Linked DNA regions of Homo sapiens: all the other regions are linked to region 1. Evidence: chromatin contacts called from ENCODE Hi-C or POLR2A ChIA-PET data. All regions are on one chromosome and are shown on one strand. Each heading gives the region's core, a stretch centred on a gene start or an enhancer-like site at or near the end of the contact. The rest is flanking DNA. Distances are from core to core; before and after follow the strand shown. Region 1 holds the start of TIAM1-AS1 (TIAM1 antisense RNA 1). Region 2 holds the start of VPS26C (VPS26 endosomal protein sorting factor C). Region 3 holds the start of BRWD1 (bromodomain and WD repeat domain containing 1).

Evidence for each region. A loop is a pair of places that touch in the nucleus more often than their neighbours do. ChIA-PET counts read pairs that join two places held with the same protein, here RNA polymerase II (POLR2A). Pooled maps may share reads with other maps.
Region 2: a map of CD4-positive, alpha-beta memory T cell shows a loop between it and region 1 (19-fold over the local background). The contact joins the promoter of VPS26C here to the promoter of TIAM1-AS1 in region 1. A Hi-C loop is called at or near these places in 1 of 168 maps with a recorded cell type or tissue (CD4-positive, alpha-beta memory T cell), 1 of 37 single-sample maps with no recorded cell type and 3 of 50 pooled maps.
Region 3: a loop to region 1 is called in a map with no recorded cell type, with 9 times the contacts of the local background. The contact joins the promoter of BRWD1 here to the promoter of TIAM1-AS1 in region 1. A Hi-C loop is called at or near these places in 1 of 37 single-sample maps with no recorded cell type and 4 of 50 pooled maps. POLR2A ChIA-PET finds 5 or more read pairs at or near these places in 1 of 52 experiments (OCI-LY7).

The regions. Positions count from the first base shown.
Region 1 is chr21:31,556,700-31,560,487 of GRCh38, forward strand. It overlaps TIAM1-AS1 (TIAM1 antisense RNA 1), which reads left to right and starts at 2,534. Exons shown (of 2, transcript NR_171013.1): 1 at 2,534-2,896; 2 at 3,318-3,788. It also overlaps a transcript of TIAM1 not described here. RefSeq lists enhancers at 534-1,347, 2,161-2,973 and a silencer at 2,253-2,882.
Region 2 is chr21:37,266,074-37,269,632 of GRCh38, forward strand. VPS26C (VPS26 endosomal protein sorting factor C) reads right to left here and starts at 1,261. Exons shown (of 8, transcript NM_006052.2): 1 at 1,165-1,261. The coding sequence starts at 1,221. RefSeq lists silencers at 857-1,166, 1,907-2,066 and an enhancer at 1,307-1,366.
Region 3 is chr21:39,312,044-39,315,571 of GRCh38, forward strand. BRWD1 (bromodomain and WD repeat domain containing 1) reads right to left here and starts at 1,589. Exons shown (of 41, transcript NM_033656.4): 1 at 1,400-1,589; 2 at 1,198-1,256; 3 at 1,029-1,058; 4 at 798-857. The coding sequence starts at 1,448. It overlaps BRWD1-AS2 (BRWD1 antisense RNA 2), which reads left to right and starts at 1,864. Exons shown (of 1, transcript NR_111942.1): 1 at 1,864-2,872. RefSeq lists silencers at 363-762, 783-862, 1,053-1,302, 1,413-1,472, 1,543-1,652 and 1 more and enhancers at 2,382-3,077, 3,078-3,528.

The DNA.
Region 1 (3,788 bases), core at 1,284-3,783:
CATTCACAACATTTTGAAGATATTCAATGAAATTGATTCTCTTCTACCTTCCCTGCTTAGTCAACAGCCTCTTCCTTAAGTTTTATTTCTCCTCTATTCAAAGATAATTACTTAGCAACGTCGGTGTTTACCACGCAAAGGCATCCACCCTCCCTAGCCCAGCTTTTTACCTTGAGATACAAAAAAGCATATGCTGGAAACCAACAATTTACCAAACTTCTTCAGCTACAAGGCATAGCTTAAATTTCATCTCTCCTAGAAAGTGTTCCCTCCTAACCTCCAGACATCTCTTTGTTCAAACCTCCCTCCTTCCTGGACTTAATCACTTTCCACAGCAGTCCTTGGTTCACTGGCAACTGCTTTCCACCTGGAAGGGTTTTTCCTTCTCCAAACCCAGGTCTGGGTCCCAGCAGAATCTTGAAGAAGAAAGAAGAAACAACTAAAACCTAATGGAAATTCAAACACATTTTTAAAAGGGCTGCAAGCGATTAGATAAATCTAATTAAACCTAAGGCCAAGTAAAACAAGTCCTGTTTGAAGCTGAGAACAGCAGTCCTTCATGCCTTTTATAATAAAAAGAAATTGGGGCTGGGGGAGTGAAGAACGCAGAAAAGGAAAGCGACAAGGGGCCATCCTCTATTACAGATTTCCTCTAACACAGAATCAACAGGACTCTAATATTTCATACGTGGCTGTCACTGTGCTTTGAGGTTAATCTATATGGTCGTTTAAGCCCCGCCCCCCTAGAGGTTATTCCTTATCCCCACTTTACAGATGCGCAAACTGAGACACAGGAAGATAGAATAGCTCGGCCGGGATCACCCAGCTTGTGAGTGACACCGAGCAGGTACTGGAACCCGGGTTTGTTTGACCTCAGCGCACAGGCTCTAAACCTCTGCTCCAACTCAAAGTATGCGCCAAGTCAGCGTGCATGGGTAACCCGATCCGGACGGCTCTGACTCGGGATGCGGCACAGCTGCCCTGCGGGGCCGCGCGGGTGTCACCGAGGCGGGCACAGACTGCACAGTGTCCCCAAGGGCTCGCGCACGTCCTTCAAGACCTGCCAGCGCGCGGGAAAAGGCAGGCTCCGAGTCAACCAGGGCTGACCCGGGGGCAAGACCAGGAGACGCGACGACTGGAACCGGGTGAGTGTGGCCGAGTCGGCGCCCCGAGGGCCGCCAGCCTGGACCCCAGGCTGGGACACGGGCGCCCCCGGGTGCAGGGGACCTAGAGGCGCCGTGCGCGGCGGGGGCTGGGCGCGAAGGCGCCGAGACGGCATCTTTCCCCTGCAGCATCCCGCCCCGCGGCCGGGGGGAGGGGGCGTCACCTGACAGCGCGCAACAACTTCTCCAGGTTTCGAGGGGGCAAGCGGCAGCCGCCGGGGCTGGGGGGCGCACGGCGCGCTGCTCTCGCCCAATGGCGAGGTCTGTAAACAAAAGCGGGCCCCACGCGGGTCCCCAGCCGGGTGGCGAGGGGCGCGGCGCAGCAGCATCGCAGCGGCAGAGCTGGTGAGAGGGCGAGGCGGGGACGGGATAGGGCGCGGGGACCCAGGGCACAGTCCCCGGGACCCGACCGCCCGGATGAGGCATTGTCTGCGCACCCGCAGGATTCCGCTTTTAATGCCCCCCTCCGGGGGTTCGTCGCGGGTCCCCAGCTCCGTGCGCCGGCCCCCGGGCTTTCCGCCCGGTGAGCCCGGCCCCGAGGGCGGCACGGATCGCCAAGGTGAGCGCCCAGGACGCGTCGCCGAAAAGCCAGGCCCGGAGGTGCCTAAGTCAGGGACCGAGACGCAAACATAGACACAAGGATGCACAAGCACGCCCTCCCCGAAGTTGACAAAAATCAGCCGATAAAATACAAAGTGCCGCGGCCGCCGCAGGTCAGCGCTGACCTCCTGCTGCCGAGAGGACCGAATGCCGACGTCCGGACGCTGTCATTTCCATCCAGCGAAGGCACCTGGGCTGCACGGTCTCGTCTCCCTCCTTCGCGCGAGGGATGCCTCCTCCTGCCTCTCCTCCCCGCATCTCCCCACCTCCCAAGTGTGTGAACACGAAAACAATACGTGGAAAGCCCGATCGGGGGGAGCTAGGACCCGCCGGGAGCCCCAGTGTGCGGGAGACGGGGGTCAGAACGTGCCCGGCACGGGCACCGAGGCTCCGGGCATCCTCGCCGCCGTCTCCCGGGGCGGCTCCGGCCGGACGCCCGCGCACCCCAGGCCCGCGGTACTCACCCGCGACGGTCGTCCGGGATCTCCGCGACGGGGCCGGGCACGATGCGGGGCAGCCGTGCCCCTGGGGCTGCGGGCGCCAAGGCGTCCGCGGAGCTGCAGAGCTGCGCGCCCGACGGCGGCGGCGCTGCTCTGCCGGCCGCGCTCGAACCCGCTCGTGGTCTGCCAATCGGAGCTGTCAGGGCCCCTCCGCCTGCGGCCTCGGGGGCCGGGCCGCGGGAGCCCGTGGGAAACCGAGCTCCGATTGGGCCGCCTGACAATCGCTCCGCCTCCGGCCAGCCAATCCGAGGCGGTGGATGCAGGAGCGGGGCGTTCGGAGTTGGGCTGTAGAGCGACTATGGGCGCACGCCGGGTATCCGCGCCGCAGCCAGGCTCGGAGCGCGCGGCTGGAGGGGCGCGGGCGGCGCGCGCTCCAGAGATGCCTTCCTGCGAGGCTCCGTCAGCGCGGCCCGGGGAGATCGCCCGCAGGCAGCGGAGGCGCGGCGGGCCGGGGGACGACCAGGGAGCCCCTAACAAAGCAGCTTTGGGAGGGCCGGAGGCCTCTGCCTCCCTCGGCGATAGGTCCGCGAAGCTGCCTGTCATCTCGCATAGGTGGAGGTGGCCAATGGCGTGCACAGACGGAGCTCTAGTTGGCGCGCGCGCGCGGCTCGGCATCGGTGGGATTGGTCGGAGGTAAAGGATTTTCCTGCCACCTAAGGCGGAGAGGAAGGGGGATCGAAACGGGGGAGGCGAAGAGTCAAAAAATGTTGTGCCTGGGACAAGTGGTCTGGCGCGGGAGGCGTGTGCCTGGCTCTAGGGGGAGACAGGAACTTTTTTACGAGAGAAAAAAATCCTAACGCAATCCCTTCCCGTGGATGCTAGAGGATGTTAGACCCTGAGCAGCCTCCAGGTAGGGCATGGTGGCCTTCACCAGAGTCCAGGACTCCCAGGGTTCACTTACCGTGCCCAGCAAGCGAACTTGGAATAACAGCGTGGGGTTTGGGCCTTACGCTTACCTGCTGGGCAGAGTAAGTGACTCGGGCAGGGTTCACGCAGACCTCCTGGGCTCCTCTGTAAAATCCGGAAACTACAGTTGCAGTTTACCTCTCGCAAGGTTGTGGAGAACGCGGAAACGGAGACGCTGGCGGTACAGCCTCGAGCGAAACCTTTCCCTACACGAGGCCGGAGCTTCCTCCTCTCCTGAAGAGCTCTAGACTTCCCCATTTACAACAAAGGCTGGGATGTATGTTCCTTACACCTTGATTCCATACACACGTGTTCGCCCCGGGAGCTGGGAAGGTCTGCGCTCCCGGGGTGATCTTGTTGAAAACAAAAAGAATTGCCCACGCTGTGGAAGATAAACCTAAACCGGAAAATTGAAAGTCATCCCTGATTCCTCCTTCTTCTTAACCCTCTCCCATCCATTTTTGTTAACCTCCCAAACCCATTCCTCCCATCCTGTCTCACCTGGACCTCAGTAAAGGGCTCCCATCGTCCTTCTGTCCCAGGCCTTGCCCCCTGAAATCTGTTCTCCACTTTGCAGAATGATCCTTCTAAGCAGAAAAATCTCATTTTGCGCTCCCAA
Region 2 (3,559 bases), core at 11-2,510, 5.7 Mb after region 1:
CGCCCGGTTAATTTTTGTATTTTTAGTAGAGACCAGGTTTCACCATGTTGGCCAGGCTGGTCTCGAACTCCTGACCTCAGGTGATCCGCCCGCCTCGGCCTCCCAAAGTGCTGGTAATACAAGCGTGAGCCACCGCGCGGGCCAGATTTTTCCCTTTGTAATTAACCATCAAGGGGATGACCATTTGAGCTTGTGTAAATAAGAGCAGGCTTCCCTAGTTGTCTTTTGCCCAAAAGTTTTAGCATCCATCCAAGACCTTTGTCTGAAATTCTGTCCCTTTTGAGATTACTTTGCATTAATATGACCAACCACTGCGATCAATTTTATTCCAAAGAGTGTTGGGGCTGTGATTTCAACCCTAGCTGCACATATATCACCGGTATCGCTGGGAGTGGAACCCAAGCAATCATATTTTAAAATTCTCCAGGATGACTGATTCTGATGTAGAGTAAGGGTTGAGATTCCCCGAGTTAGAGGAACCTTACAACACCCTCATTTGCAAATAAGGACACTGAGGCCCAAGGAGGTTAAATGACTGGCCAATGTCACAAAACCTGTTAATGGCATAGTCAAGATTTTACTTTTTTATACTTGCATTTTAATAGCCATTCCTTTGTGTCAGTCGAAGAATAAAACCAGAAAAAGCAGTAACTTTCGTAGTATGTTAGTATGTTGTTAAAAGTGACTACCATCTAATATATGCTGCCGCCAGACATACCCATTTCTGCTTCCAAGGTTTGTTTTAGCTTTCGTTCATTAGACCTTTGCGGTCACCTTAGGAGAGAGGGAAAGGGGAGTTTGGTCGTCAACTCCTCCGCCCTCAGCGCTCACTGAGGGAGCTCAAGCCTGAGAACCCAACACCGCCGGGTGTTCAAGGGGCCAGATGGGAAGAGCGCAGCCCCGGAGCTGGGCGCCTGCCCTGCACGTCCCGCAGATGCGGCGGCGGCGCCTGCCCTGGGGCCTCCTCGCAGGGCAGCCAGCCTCGCGCGGGAAGCACCTGGCGGGGACGCACCTGGCGGGAACGCACCCACCTTGGCGGAGACGCACCTGGCGGGACAGCCCTGCCCCGCCTAGGGACGCGGGACGTGCGCAGAGCGATGGAGACAGCGGAACCTGCAGACCCGCCCAACCCCACCTCCATCCCCACCCCCAGCCCCCACTTACCCCGGCGTGATAAACTTTATTCGCTCTTTTAATCTTGATGTCCAGGGCGGTCCCCATCTCCAATTCTCCGCAGCAGCCGCCACTTCCGGCTGCGCGTGACCCCAGGGAAACAAGGGGCGCCTCCCCGCTTCGTTCTGGGCCCCGCCCCTTTCCCTCTCTGCCGGCAGTGGCTCACGTGACCTCGCAGCGGCGTCGCACACACTCCCTAGCTCCGAGGGGCGAATGCCCACGCCTTCCTCCTTCCGGCACAAGAGCCGGCCTTAGTGCGGGCCGAAGCGCTGTCACGGTTCACCCCGCCCCCTCTGGGCGTGAAAGACGGGGCCAAGCTAGCCCCACCCCTTCCGTAGGGACAGTCTTACGCCGGAAATGCTCCTTTGCTGTCCGGGTTAGCGGAGGGAGGGAGGAACGGCTCTCCCCGCGTGCCCCGCGGCTGGAGGCGGAGCCGAGCCTGTCTGTCGGTTGCAGCCTGCGCAGGAAGGATGACGCTCCCGTCAGGCTGTGCGGCGCAGACGGTCGCCCAATGGAGTTGTCTTTCAGGAGGTTTTAACTTGGTAATGCCTGCCCTCCTCAAATGTCCTTAGTCTCCTCAACTCTAGCCCTCCACCGCTTTCTCCCTGGGGTTCTGAAGAGCCGGCGCCCCCTTGTCTGTCTGCGGCCAGGCGCCGCACCCTGCCCTTCCCGCGGGAGCGGTTCCGGTCACCCTCAGGGGTGCGGCCCCTGCGTGCTAGTCCTGCAAAGCGCTGATTGGCCGGCGGCTCGGTTGCCTCGCGTCCCAGCGCCAGCTGGGCCTAGGGCCAAGGTCTCGGGAAGCGCCGGGTGACCTCGCTCCTCTCGGAGCCGCGGGCGCTGGGTCACCCGCCAGCCGGGCTCCGCGGGCCGCGAGGGATTGTGGGTGTTCCCCAGGCGCGTGTCCTGGAACCGGGTGTTAAATATTCAGATCCGTGCGCCCCGCGTGAAGGGTGGAAAGGCACGGCCCCCAGGCTCTGGGGCTTGGAGATTGGTTGCAAATGAAAGACTGAAAGCTGGAGTGAATCTGCCTATTATTTTTATTCCCAGCAACAGCTGACCCCAGATACAGTTTGTGGGGGTGGGGGGCGTTACTGCAGGGCAGGGCAGTGCACTGTTAACGTACTTCGTTTATTGAGTTAAAATCTCTTGTAAATGTTATAAATGAGGATTTTGCCAATAAGCAGAAGGTCAAATTTCATTTTGACAAATGATTTAATTAAATAATGCGGTGAAAAGTGCTTTTTGTTTAAATTCTTTGCTTTTTGTTTAAATTCTTTGATTCTGATCATTATTTTTTAAAGTGCATTGCTTTTGGGATAACATCAGAAACTATCTGTAAAAAGAATTAGTATCACGAATGCCTCCCTCTTAAGAATATAAAATGTTTTACAGGCCAGCAGTGATGGTGCTGCAGCTACAATTGCATTTGAAGGTTAATAAATGGTATTTTCAAATATTCAGGTCTTGGTTTGCAGCTCCTCTCTGCCCTCAGGGCTTTGGTCTCTGTCTTCAATGTTTTCCTGGCAATTCAAAACTCAGCGATTTTAGAACAATTCATTAGGGACTTGAAAATCACAGTCTAGTCTATTTGAATTCAAGAAGTGGATCCCTTTCCGCTAGACTCACCCATCATTTTCAAGTGGTAAAAAATCAATCTCAGTAGACACTGCAGAGAAACAGGAAAAGAAACACATGTATCAACATTGTATACTTGGTTTTTTTGTTTTGTTTTGTTGTTGAGACGGAGTCTCGCTCTGTCGCCCAGGCTGGAGTGCAGTGGTGCTATCTTGGTTCACTGCAACCTCCGCCTCCCAGGTTCAAGCGATTCTCCTGCCTCAGCCTCCCGAGCAGTTGGGACTACAGGCATGCGCCACCATTCCCAGCTAATTTTTGTATTAGTAGAGATGGGGTTTCACCATGTTGGCCATGCTGGTCTCGAACTCCTGACCTCATGATCCACCCGTCTCGGCTTCCCAAAGTGCTGGGACTACAGGGGTGAGCCACTGCGCCCAGCCTCCAATCGCTATCCTTTTAAATCTTTTCCATCCCTCACTCACACCTTAGATGATACCTTAACTTTCTGGTCCATTTGAGTTACCAAAAATCAGACCGTGTTAAAGTGTCGATCTCATGTCTCAAGTGGGACCCTAAATCCCTTAGTGTGAGTGGGAAGGTGCAAAGCGTGGTTCTGGCATGCAGACACTTCTCAACGTACCTCTGCAAGGCCTGGCTTCTGTGTTGAGATAAGGAAGAGGAGAGAAAATGAGACAAATATCTCTTAACTAGCCACTGCTGAATTTTCTTAGTTGATTCCTGCCTCTCTGGTAACTGTCTCGTTTAAAATTCCTTTCGTGGGGTACAGATGGGGAGGTCGGGTGGGGCCTTC
Region 3 (3,528 bases), core at 339-2,838, 7.8 Mb after region 1:
GCAAAAATATATTCCTGAAAAATGTCTCCAGTAAAAACAAACGAATCCCTGCAACTGCTGTAACTATAGATAAAAGCAAGTTATATAGAAACATTAACCAAGTTCACAAAAGAAATGAGACTGTAATGCAAGATTAACCGAGCTCAAAAGAAAAGTGCCTATTTAAAGCACTTTATTGTGTTATCTACAAGATCAGTGTGAAACTCATCAATCAACTACTGCGTTCAACAAATATTGTACAGTAGAAAGGAGCACAAGCACTACAGTGGCATATTCATACAGCTGCAAGATTTTTATGACGCTGCTGACAAAACAAAAAATAAAAAGCTCAACACAAGAACATTTCTCCACCTTCAGAGACCAATGATTCTATTCCTAGGGAACAAGTGGGGGGACAGACCCGGGCGGGGCAAGAGCAGCGAGGCCAATCAGAGCGCGAGTTACAAGCGCGGTGGAGCGGGGAAGCGAATGAAACCGCCCAGTTGAATGGCTGGCTGCGCACGCCACACCCCCGCAGAGGCGGCCGCACCTGGAGCCCCACCCCTGCCGCAGGACCTCCGCGAGTCGCCCCCACCGCTCCGCCCCGCGCCGCCCCCAATGACTGTTTCCTGCCAAAACAAACCTGGCCGCCTCAAAAACAAAACAAAATCTTCAGCCGGGAACGCAGCTATCCCCGGGCCGCCCCCCAGTGCGGGTCACACTTTGCACCCCACGGGCCGGGGTCCCCGCGAGGGGAAGGGGCGGGGGCGGGGGGCGGTGCACGGAAAACCCGGGGAGCAAACGTGCCCAATGCTCACCAACTCCTCGTAGCTCCTGTTGTGCTCGTTGCCCTCCCAGTCCAATCTCTTCGGCAACAACTGGAAAGACACGAAACGCACACGAGTGACCACCCCTCCGGCGCGGGGGGGGCGGGGGGCGGGGGGCCGGGGGCGGGCGGCGGGCGGCGGGCGGGGGGCGCGGGCGAGCATCCCTCAGGGCAAGGTCGGCAGGAGGAACCCGAGGGAGCGCGGGGACGGGCGCGCACAGACCTGGTACTGCTCCAGCTCCTGCACCAGCACCTGCGGCCGAGAGACGCGCGGTCAGGGGTGGGGTCGGGCCCGGGGCGCTCCCGTTTCACCCCCGCCCACCACCCGCGACCCCCGGCGGCGGGGACACTGGGGACGCCAAGTCCGCAGCCGCCCGCGGGCCCGCACTCACCTGGGCCGCTCTCCGACACGGGCCCGCCGATAGGTACCGGGCGATAAGGAAGTACAGCTCTGCGGGAAGACAAGGAGTCAGGTCAAGCCCCGGCGGGGAGGGGAGGGGGACGGGGCCAGGGGAGCCGGGGGAGCCCGGGGAGCCGGGGAAGCCGAAGCAGCCGGGAGCGCCAGGGCGGGGGTGGCACGGCCTCGCGTCTTACCCGACTCGATGAGAGGCACCGGGCGTCGGGCGGACGACGGCTCCGCCATGGCCGGGCGCGGGGCGGGAGGCGGGAGCGAGCGAGCGAGCGGAGCGTGTAGGCCGCGCCGAGGCCTGACCGGGCTGGCGTCCCCTCTTCTCAGGCGCGCGCCGCCGCCGCCGCCGCCGCCGCCATACCGTGCGCGCCGCCTGGACCGACGCCTCCGCGGGGGAGGAAGTAGTTCCTCCGCGGGAGACGAAAAGTAGTCCCTCCGCGGGGGGCGGGGGTTTGCGCCAAGAGAGGACCGGAGCTCGTGTCCCGCCCGGGGAGGCGAACCTCGCTCAGCTCTCTGCCTCCGGGGACTCGATGAGGAGAAAGTGACGCGGAGGCAAAGACCTGGGCGCCGCAGCAGCGAGTGGGGGAGGGGAGGGCGCGTGGTCCGAATCCCTGCGCGCAATGAGGCGGCTGCCCGGGCTTTGTGAGGCGGCAGCGCGACGCCGGGTGGCCCAGCAGCGGGCGGGTGCCGGGGGCGGAAGCGCGGCCACAAGAGGGGGCGATTCACCGCCGCCCCCCGTGGGACCTGGGTCCTCTACGCGGGACCGCAGGGGCCCCGAGTCGCGGGTTGGGCAAGGTCGCCCGCTCCGGGTCGCTCGGAAGGGTCATTTCACGGACCGGTCGTCTGGGGCCAGTGCGTCTTGCCCCGCACGGAAGACCCCTCGCTTCGAGGACAGGAAAGCTTTTAAAGTGAGGATTGGCTCGCCGCGCCTCCCGCAGAGGGGAACGCCGCCCGGACCCGCGCTCCTGGGGCGGGGGCCTCGTATGCTGGCGTTGCCGGAGCGTCTGCGGCGCTGAAGGCTGCCGAGACCCAGCCACATCCCCCACAAGCCAGCAGCCCGGCAGAAAATTACATAAAATGCAGCGCTTCGCCGAGGGGGTGCGAGTCGGGGGAGCAGCGCGCAGCTGCGGCTGACGGCTCGGCTGGATCCATCCAAGCATGGACAGGAAAACGGGACTGTGGGGAGAGGGTGGTGCAGACGGGCCGCAGACCCTCCTTAGGAAGAGAAGCCGGAAACTAGGGAGTCATGTGCAGTTAGAATCCTCTTGGAAGACTAGTAGGATGTGAGGTTGGAGAGGTGGACGACGACCAGAAAATTCCCTTGTCTTGCCAGGCTTCTGACCTAACTATGAGTTTCCTCCGCGCATCCAGCCTGCCCTGCTCTGGCCCCTAAAGTACAGCAGTAACACTCAGTGGTGTCCCTGCCTTCCTGGAATGCGCGTTAACAATTCTGATTCTTACTCATGGCAATAACCTACACACCACATAGACGTTAAATGTGGTTCGGGTCAGACTCTAGGGCAGGACTCACTGCCTGCACCTTGTCTTGGCTCCACCAGCTTGACCTTGAGCAAGTCACAACCTGTGGGTCTCAGTGTTCCTTACTAGTAAACCGTAGGTAATTCCTCACTAGTAAACAGATAATATTTGTGCCTGTCTCAAAGTTGTGAGGATTTAATGAATTTGTGTTCCTGGTATACAGTAAGCACCGTGTACAAGTTGGCTTTTATTTACACCAAATAGCAAAAGCTTTTATTTATTTTGAGACAGGGTCTTGCTCTCAGGCTGGAGTGCAGTGGCGCGATCTCACCTCACTGCAACCTCTGCCTCCCGGGTTCCAGCGATTCTTGTGCCTCAGCCTCCCGAGTAGCTGGAATTGCAGGCAAGCGCCACCACGTCCGGCTAATTTTTATATTTTTATATTTTTAGTAGGGACGGGTTTCACCATGTTGGCCAGGCTGGTCTCGAACTCCTGGCCTCAGGTGATCCACCCGCCTTGGCCTCCCGAAGTGCTGGGGATTACATGCATGAGCCACTGCGCCTGGCCAAAAGCTTTTATATATATTTATAAATGGACATAGATATCTGTGAGGCTGTCGGGTATGGTGGCTCACGCCTGTAGTCCCAAGCACTTTGGGAGGCCGAGGCAGGCGGATCACGAGGTCAGGAAATCAAGACCATCCTGGCCAACATAGTGAAACCCCCGTCTCTACTAAAAATAAAAAAATTAGCCAGGTGTGGCAGTGCGCGCCTCTAGTCCCAGCTACTTGAGAGGCTGAGGCAGGAGAATCGCTTGAACCCCGGAGGCGGAGGC